Linked DNA regions of Homo sapiens: regions 1 and 2 are each linked to region 3. Evidence: chromatin contacts called from ENCODE Hi-C or POLR2A ChIA-PET data. All regions are on one chromosome and are shown on one strand. The core of a region is the stretch at or near the end of the contact, and the rest is flanking DNA. Distances in the headings are between cores, read along the strand shown.

Region 1 (3,005 bases), core at 428-2,927, 54 kb after region 3:
AAAAATGTTGGGAAATGAGGCATGATTGATCATCCTCTGAGATACCAACCAGACATATAGATTATTCAGATCGCTAAGAAAACTTGCCATAAATAAATAAATTTAACCGTTTATAACATAGATGTTTTGGAGCTCCTGCCCACCCAGATTTTTTTTTTAATAAAACATCTATTAAACCAGAATTATAGTTGGGAAATACTGCCGTATACATAAATGTTCTTGGAAAAGCCCAGTAGTTTAATTGCTGCTTTGAGCCTTCCACTAAAGACACATTATACTCATAATAAAATTCTCCTATTTGCCCATGATAATGAATAAAATTCTTGTTTAGACAACCACCTTTAGGCCGTCTTTTTTGTTCTTTTTTTCCCCCTTCAACTTTTAAATTTAGGGGTACATGTGCAGGATGCATAGGTTTGTTACGTAGGTAAACGTGTGCCATGGTGGTTTGCTGCACAGATCATCCCATCACCTAGGTATTAAGCCCAGGGTCCATTAGCTATTCTACCTGATGCTCTCCCTCCCCTAACACCCTCCTTGACAAGCCCCGATGTGTGTTGTTCCCGCACATTTAACCATGTGTTCTCATCATTCAGTTCCTACTTTATAAATGAGAACATGGCCTATTTGGTTTTCTGTTCCTGTGTTAGTTTGCTGAGGATAATGGCTTCCAACTCAAACCATGTTCCTGCAAAGGACATGGTCTCACTGTTGAGGCTATCTTTGTCAGTTGCCAGATAAGTTCCATCCTGTTAGACCAATTAGATGGTATAAGCATTTACTTAATACTTAGGGCTTTTGTGATATATATGCCAAATGAGAGTTTTCAAGTATACCCCAAAATGCAGGCATGTCGAATAAAAGAAATCCTGTGGGAATTCACTGAAATAGAATAATGACAAATAATTAAGAATATATAAGTTAAACAAATTTGAATTCATACTTCACACCAGTATTGCACAAAGCACTTTTGCAAGTGTGGTCTCAGTTAATCCTTTCAGTAGCTTCTTTAGTAGGTATTACTTACTGTCTCCATTCTACAGGTGATGAAACTGGTTTCTTAAAAATTTTCTCAAGGACACACAGCTATTAAGGCTATTATGTGAAGATAGGCAATTAGATAAATCAAAACTAATAACCATGACAGTTTGTTGCATGTAGAGCTCAGTTTCTGCTCTGTGTTGCTGGAAATTCTCAGCAGCAGGTTAACTAACATGCTTTTTAAAGAGTAAAGGCAGAGGAGGCACATTTTAAACAAAATCACAGGCCAGTCTGAGAGGGAACAGCTAGCTTTGATGGAAGTATTTATTTTGTGTAGAACCCAAGCTCAGTGTTCATACGTGGAAATAACTTTGAGGGACTCATTTATCTCTGGATCAACTCATCAAAAATTAAATTAAAACAAAAAATATGTACCTTTTACAAGCTGAATACTGAACCAGTTGTTCCTTGTAACATTTTGGTCTCTTTTAAGGCTGGGAGCAATTAAATTAAGCAGGCAGAAGAGCCAGATAAGATATTCAAGGAGCAAACTGTGCTTGCAGAATAAACATTATTGCATTTAGAAAATTATGTGGTGAGATGTGAATCATATACCAGTAAATCACTAGACAAATGTTTTTTTAAGGCTTTCTATGTCCATCACTCTGGGTAGGGAATAGTGAACTCAAAAGTAAAGAGCATGATTCAGGGAAATCTGGAGAACTGGATGTGTACTTTGGGTTCTTCCCTTAATTACCTTTGGATCATTGGATGAGTCACTTATCTACAGGGAGGGGATAGCAAGGGTTAAAAGCACAGCCCCAAAGCAGGGGCCTGATGTGAGCCCTGGCTTCCCCTGCTTATTTGCTGTGCGATCTTGGCAAAGTCATTTCATTTCTCTGTGCCTGGGTTTTGGAATATAAAAAGTAGAATAATAGTACCCAAATCACAAGACTGTTGTGAAAATTCAGTGAAGTAAATCTGCGTAAGAATTGACTACATCTCAGATACTGTTCTAAACAATTTATATGTATATATTTACTTAACATTTTATCATTTCATTGTTATTATAATTACTACTCTTACTCTCTTTGAGCCTGTTTCTTCAACTAGAAAATTAGAACATGAAATTGGATGATATTTAAGAACATAACTACAGATGTGTAAACTTTTTTTGAACTTTGCAGAGAACTTGTCTAATGATTTGTAGGCCGCCTTGTAAGAGTAAAAATTAATACTGGCAGCGAATGTTTTATATTTTAAAGACAAAGAAATAAACACAAACCAACTAAAGAATGCTGTATTTTGGTAATCAAAATATATTTTTATGAAGTATTTAGTACCAAGGTTGTGGTGGATTTGGATGGAGAGCAAGCTTTGTGTGTTTTGAGAAGTTGTGCTATTTGAATAGGGATGATTAGGATGTGTGGCCAAGGAGGTAAAACAAGGTAGTTGTTAATCATAAGGAATACTTATGAAATTTGTGTTGTGCCAGTAATGGGCCAAGCACCTTACAAATATTAGTTTGTTTAATCTTCAATGGTCCAAGCACTTTACAAATATTAGTTTGTTTAATCTTCAGCTATAGCATAGAACAATTAAATAATGTGCTCAAGATGGTACGGTTTACCTAGGCAGTCTGGCTTCTGAGTTCATACTTTTAACTCCTTCACCTTACTGTCTCTGAAAAGCTTGAAGAAATGTTTGAAATTCCCTGGAATACTTGGGGTACTGAGTAATTGATTATAGCCGGACCATAGAGTTTGAGGATCAGGTGGATTAAGGTGAGATAATCCTGGGAACTTGGAGAAATAGTCTGGTCATTATCATAATAATCCAGACGGGGTAACTGAGGAACCAGACTAGATGGTTACTATGGTAATGGTGAGGAAAGCTTGGTGGAGTGGACCTTAGCCTCTTTGGGTCACAGACTCTTTTGAGAATCTATTAAATTATGGCCTTTCTTCTCAGAAATTTGTGCAACACATAAAATTGCGATGAAATTTCAACAATCTCCTAAACCC
Region 2 (2,813 bases), core at 178-2,677, 33 kb after region 3:
TTAATCATGTTGTTTTATTTTTATTTCATTTTATCTTTTTTTGTGACTTTCAGTATCACACATAGAGGCCAGTTACCTTGATAATAGAAAATGAAAAGTAAACATTATAGGCTGAATTCCTTATAGAAGTGAATTATCAAAACCATTTTAAGGTTTATTTACATTTTCCTTTAAAAATGCGAACAAAATAAACATTATCCTGAACTGCTACAAGAAACCAAATTGTTAAATGCATTTATTCTCTCTTTAAAATGTTAATGACTTAGTTTCACTGTTGTGTAAAGAGTAATTGAAGATCTAAGTTTCAGCTTGCTATGTCAAAGAGCGAGCAGTTGGTTCCATTTGCCCTGGACTTTTGTGGATTTAGCACTAAAAGCCCTGCATCCAGGGAAACTTTCTCCTTAGTCCCAGGTAAAGTGTAAAGTAGGATGGTTGGCCACTCTAATGTCAAGCTGAAAATTCTTCTTACTAGTACACTCTTCCAATCATGTGTCTAGACAGCTATTCTTTGTATCTGTACATTTTCAAATTCTTTCTAATATGAAGTTTTCAGAAATTAATTTGTTTTATACTTTAGGTGTAGTGTCTTATAGTTTTCCTATGAGTTAGGTGGCTTTTCCTTTGAAAATGGTTACAGATTAAAAAACAAAGTAAAGCAAAATCTCATTTGTATAGTTCATATTTAGATAATTAATTTGGGTAGATAGCAGCCTAATATGTAGAAATGAAGAAGTTATTTTAATAAATACTAGTAAATCTGTATGGTGTTTTTCATTTATTACTGATAATTTCTTTTTCTGTTGTTAGAATACCAGAATATAGACCATTAAAAATGGAAAAACATCAGTTTTAAAAATTGACATTTTCAGAATAAAAGAACAAAAAATAATAATAGTATGTTTTTATTTAAGGTCATGAAACTAATTTAAAACTCAAGAGTGTTAGGAAGGAGGTTTTATATAGAAATGGAAATGCAAAGAGATATTCCTTTTTTCTACAAAGCTGATCTGTGGTATGACCATAAGCTAATTGAAAAGAAAGCATGTAAAATTAAACTCATAAGTGTTTGGTTTCCATGTGGTCAGTCATAAGGTATTGAGACCAAAACCTGACTCATGTATGAAGGAACTAAAGGTGGTCAGGTTCAAGGCCTTCCAACTAGAGATAAAGCATTTATTTCTATTGCATATACTCTTGCTGATTTTATTTTGTCTCTTAGCATTGTCACTTTGTGTGAAGTAGCTACAATTTTTTTTTGAAGAAAATAATTCCAACTTTGCCCAGTGGCCAAAAATTATACTTTAACTCCTGACAGACTATATAAAAAAATGTGTGCCTCTGGTCCCAGGAGGAACCAAATGGCTCAGTCAGCACAATTCATCATTACTACTGGCAAAAATAACTCAGCATGCCTGCGCTGCTTGGTGGTGAGTCAGTGGCATCATATTCATATACTGACAGCAATTTTTTTCTTTTTAGGAATTACCCTCTGTATCCTGAGCCAAAACACAGAGCAGTAAGATTAAATTAGGTATCAGTGTTTTAAAGAGCAAAGGCTGATGTTATTTTAAATTATTAATTCATTTTAAAAGGTCAAGTAGGGTTTAGGTGCTGAGGTGATGACAGAGGTCAATTTGATGATGGTCTTGATCTTGGGGAGCTTATATCTTATAGAAAATATGAGATGTACTTAGGTAATATTTTCAGCACAGAATGCTGAGTTACTGGTAATATTCAGTGGGAGTTCACAGGGAGGAATGAGAATGAATACTTATGATTGGGAGGGTTTGTTTTATTTATTCAGCAGTTTGAATACTACTGTGTTTTAATAGGAATTTTTAACAAGGAGATTTAATTGTAGCTCTGACTGATCCAATAGTCCAGCAGAAATTTACTGAACAATCAGAATAAGTGAGATATTTAAATGAATAAGAAATCACTAACATACATTTTGTTTCATAAGTTAGTCATGATCCCATGGAGGGACACAGACAAATATCAAGTATTTGCAGCAAGATATGTGTTATAATGCATTTGTAAAGGATACAATTTCTTTCTTATGGTATATATTTGCCTTAAGCATTTATATGTATTTTTTTCATCAAAGCCTTCTATAGTCACTTTCGTTCAAATTGGAAAATGCCCACCACATTCTCTCATTACAAAAGCTAGTCTTCATTTGTCAAATCAATAAGTCAAATGAGACTTAACTTGAGTAAGAAAAAGTATGACTTCCTTTTTCAGTTTAAATAAACTAACTATACCTCCTTCCCTAGCATCTCATTTCTGATTCCTAATTCTAAGATAAATGGACTCATTGATAAATAGTCTGACTTACAGATAAAATCATGGAGTCTGTTCTCTAGTTAGCGGCCTGATAAACTAAAAACTGCTGCCTTCCCCATTTCTTGCTTTGCTCTTACAGAATTCTCCCCCTAGAGGAAAGCTCTCAGTTGTCTCCAGTTGCTTGGTGCTCAGGAGTTTTTAAGCCCTGGCCAGTGCATCATTGTAAGATTTGTAACCTGGAGAAGATCATTTGTGAAAGAGCAAGTGGAGGTGGGAAAGAAGAGTGGTCAAAAAGAGCATTCTGAAGGAGGTAGTTGTAGGAAAGAGGAGAATTGAAAATCGTGGATCTGGAAATTGATTCCTGTGAAATCATCCATACCCATGTGTACCCTGGAATGACTTTGCATTTTGAAAGTGATTCATGAAAGACAGATTATGAGGTATGAGTAAAATTTTCCTAGATGAGGAGGGAAAAGGAGACAGTTAAATAGTTCAGAGAATACACAGAAAGTCTTGAAACGATTGTG
Region 3 (2,832 bases), core at 79-2,578:
TCTATATGAGAGAGGACAGTATCAGTAATCAATAATGATTGAGCAATTGCTACTTACTTTCTCCTTTTATACCCAGAGATACTACTGGAAAGATACTGTTCTCTTAATTTTCTTTAGTGAATGTGTTTGTGTTTGCTACACATAGCCCCTAATTTTAAATTTCACTTTCACTAGTTGAACTCAGGTTCAATTGCTAGACCTGTATGGACTGGTCTAGTATGGACTGTACTCTTGTTTCTCATCCAGTCATCTCTGAGTCTGTCAATGTAAAGAAATTTCTTCATGTTTATCCCAACCTTGATATTTCCTTGAGATTTCATTAGGCCATCTTTAATTATAGGTTTTTAATTTTGTTTTTAATGGACAGTTGATATAGACTGAATAACACTGTGATTTTAAATGAGAAAGATTAATCACGCTATATAATACTGTAACTGATTTTTATAATGTAGTAGTAACCATTCTTATAATTTAGTAGTAAACATAGCTAGGGCCATATCTAAATTTAATAACTTGATTGAAAAATGCATTCACTTAATAATCCTATTTATTTTTTGTACCTATGATGTAAATACTTATGATGTAAGATATAAATAGTAAATGTATAGAGCTGTATGCAACTTTTATTCTCTTTATTTTCTTCTGTTAGTAATTTACTGGCTTTACATATTTTGACAGAGTTAAAAGAATAAGAATATGGGAACTGATGTAAGAAAATACAGAGTTTTCATGAAAAGTAGAGGAAATAGGTGAGGTAAGAAATAGTGAAAACAGTCTGGAATTATTAATTATTATTATATCTAAGTCACTTGGTAAGAAAGTAAATAAACCTGTTGAGGTATAAATTATTTTACTTCCTCTTTGTGTATGTAAAGGTAGTTCTATATATAAAGGTGATTCATCCACAGGCAGTAACATGTAAATTCCATAATCCCTCTGTATGCTATCACAAATACATTAAAGAAACACTTTTTTTTTCTAGGTAGAGCATGTGAGCTGCATTATCTTAAAGACGTTTATGTTGCTTTCTATGTTTATTCCCCTCTATTACATGACCAGGTCTTTCTCTACTTTGTAAGTGAATGACCAGTGGAGTTTCTTAGATGGTTTAATTTTGTTATTTTGGGATCAGGGTAAATGAGTTATGTTTGTTTTGAAGCAGTGTTTGTATATCTGTTGTTTATCTTGTGTGGTTTTTATTTGGGTTATCATTTGACTTTGGAATTTAGCCACTCCTTACCTTTCATTCATCTTCTCCTTCAAAATGCTGACACAAGCAGAGAAGTGAATGAACAAAAACTCACTGTTTGTATTTATTCATGTTTCCAAGTGATTCATGTTTAGTTATCCTTTCCTTGAATCACCATTCATTAAAAGTGGTTTGGTCTTCTTTATGCCTATCTTCTCTGTTTGTGATAATCTTTCTATTCTTTGGGATTCAGGTCAATTTACTAAGAAAAACTCATGATTAAATATCTTGAAGAAAGCAGACATGGGCTGGGTGCTATGGCACACACCTGTAATCCCAGCAGTTTGGGAGGCTGAGGTGGAAAGATTACTTGAGCCCAGGAGTTTCAGACTGGCCTGGGCAACAGAGCAAGACCCTGTCTCTACAAATAAATAAAAAAAATAAATAAAAGAGTAGCTGGCTCCCAGCTACTCAGGAGGCTGAGGCAGGAGGATCGCTTAAGCCCAGGAGGTCAAGGCTGCAGTGAGCCCTGTTTGCACCACTACTGCAGCCTGGGTGACAGAGGGAGACTCTGGAAAACAGGCTCTATTGCATTATTTCATATGGCTAACAAATTATAACCTACAATACAACAAAATTCAGCCAAATTCTTATGGATATAGTGGTAATATAAATTTTTGGTTTCTCTCCTGAATTGTTTTTCTTTTAATCGTCTAGACCAGAGCTGAAGGCTACTTCCCCCTCAGAGAGAATTGTTTGGCCTAAAAGAGATTTAAACAGTTTGTATTAGTTTCCATCATAGGGGATTCAGAAGATAAAATCTGACTTTTCCCTGCTACCTCCTTTAATAAGGGCATATATCACCAGAACTCTACCTTGCCTCCTCTATCCTGTCTTCCCTCATACATGCTATGTTTACTTTGCCTCCCCTGGCTCCTATAGGCATTTGAGTTTGTTGTCTTTTCTTGAATGATTAAATGAGATATTTGCTTAGTGATTATTTGAACTTAATAAACCATTGTGAGAAATTGAAGGTCACTGTGCAACTGGGCTTTTAGAATCTGGATTTACACTGAGACTGAGGGACAAAGATCTGCACAACAAACTGAATTTTATGTGCATTTGTACATTTTGCATTTTTCTGTATGTTAAATAGTAATTGCTTGCTGGTCTCAAAAAACTGATTCATGAAGAATGTTTTCAAAGGAAATGTTTTTCCTTCCTTCTTTTATTTTAATTTTTTCTTTTTGTTAACTTTCTTTTTCTTGCCCTGTCTTAAGGTGCTGATTTTTCCTGCCTTCGTATGCCTTAGAAGTCATTTCAGTTTTCATATTAAACTAAAGATTAAAAAAAGACTCAATTCCTATTAAAATTAAAAAGTCAAAAAATTCAAATGCAACTGTGAGCTACAGTGACTTCTCATTTACTAATAAAGTGCTGGGTCATAAAAAATAAATAAAAAGGAAGGACAGACAACAGAAACAGTTCCTGCCTTGGGGGAAAAAGACATGGGGGAAAAAGATATGAAAATGATTCATGCCTTATTTCATTTATTTGATGTAAATGAAGAACTTTATGTGAAGACATATTACTTTTTATGTCTATTTTGAAATCTAGACATAGACTTCGATATTGGGGTCAAA

The links. A loop is a pair of places that touch in the nucleus more often than their neighbours do. ChIA-PET counts read pairs that join two places held with the same protein, here RNA polymerase II (POLR2A). Pooled maps may share reads with other maps.
Region 1: a loop to region 3 is called in a map of head of caudate nucleus, with 2.0 times the contacts of the local background. The contact joins two enhancer-like sites. A Hi-C loop is called at or near these places in 4 of 168 maps with a recorded cell type or tissue (Calu3, endothelial cell of hepatic sinusoid, endothelial cell of umbilical vein and 1 more) and 2 of 50 pooled maps. POLR2A ChIA-PET finds 5 or more read pairs at or near these places in 3 of 52 experiments (OCI-LY7, Panc1 and T-cell).
Region 2: a map of B cell shows a loop between it and region 3 (1.8-fold over the local background). The contact joins two enhancer-like sites. A Hi-C loop is called at or near these places in 3 of 168 maps with a recorded cell type or tissue (B cell, Calu3 and endothelial cell of hepatic sinusoid), 2 of 37 single-sample maps with no recorded cell type and 1 of 50 pooled maps. POLR2A ChIA-PET finds 5 or more read pairs at or near these places in 3 of 52 experiments (BJ, activated T-cell and naive thymus-derived CD4-positive, alpha-beta T cell).

The regions. Positions count from the first base shown.
Region 1 is chr4:101,209,995-101,212,999 of GRCh38, reverse strand. The region is part of intron 1 of PPP3CA (protein phosphatase 3 catalytic subunit alpha); the gene reads left to right. Among named protein-coding and RNA genes, the nearest start is that of MIR8066, 29 kb to the left of the region's middle. Within about 2 kb of position 1,677, at least 2 of the 41 ENCODE cell types and tissues checked have a DNase peak (open chromatin) inside an H3K27ac peak, as active enhancers do.
Region 2 is chr4:101,230,870-101,233,682 of GRCh38, reverse strand. The region is part of intron 1 of PPP3CA (protein phosphatase 3 catalytic subunit alpha); the gene reads left to right. Among named protein-coding and RNA genes, the nearest start is that of MIR8066, 8.6 kb to the left of the region's middle. Within about 2 kb of position 1,427, at least 2 of the 41 ENCODE cell types and tissues checked have a DNase peak (open chromatin) inside an H3K27ac peak, as active enhancers do.
Region 3 is chr4:101,264,072-101,266,903 of GRCh38, reverse strand. All of the region lies in intron 1 of PPP3CA (protein phosphatase 3 catalytic subunit alpha), which reads left to right. Among named protein-coding and RNA genes, the nearest start is that of MIR8066, 25 kb to the right of the region's middle. Within about 2 kb of position 1,328, at least 2 of the 41 ENCODE cell types and tissues checked have a DNase peak (open chromatin) inside an H3K27ac peak, as active enhancers do.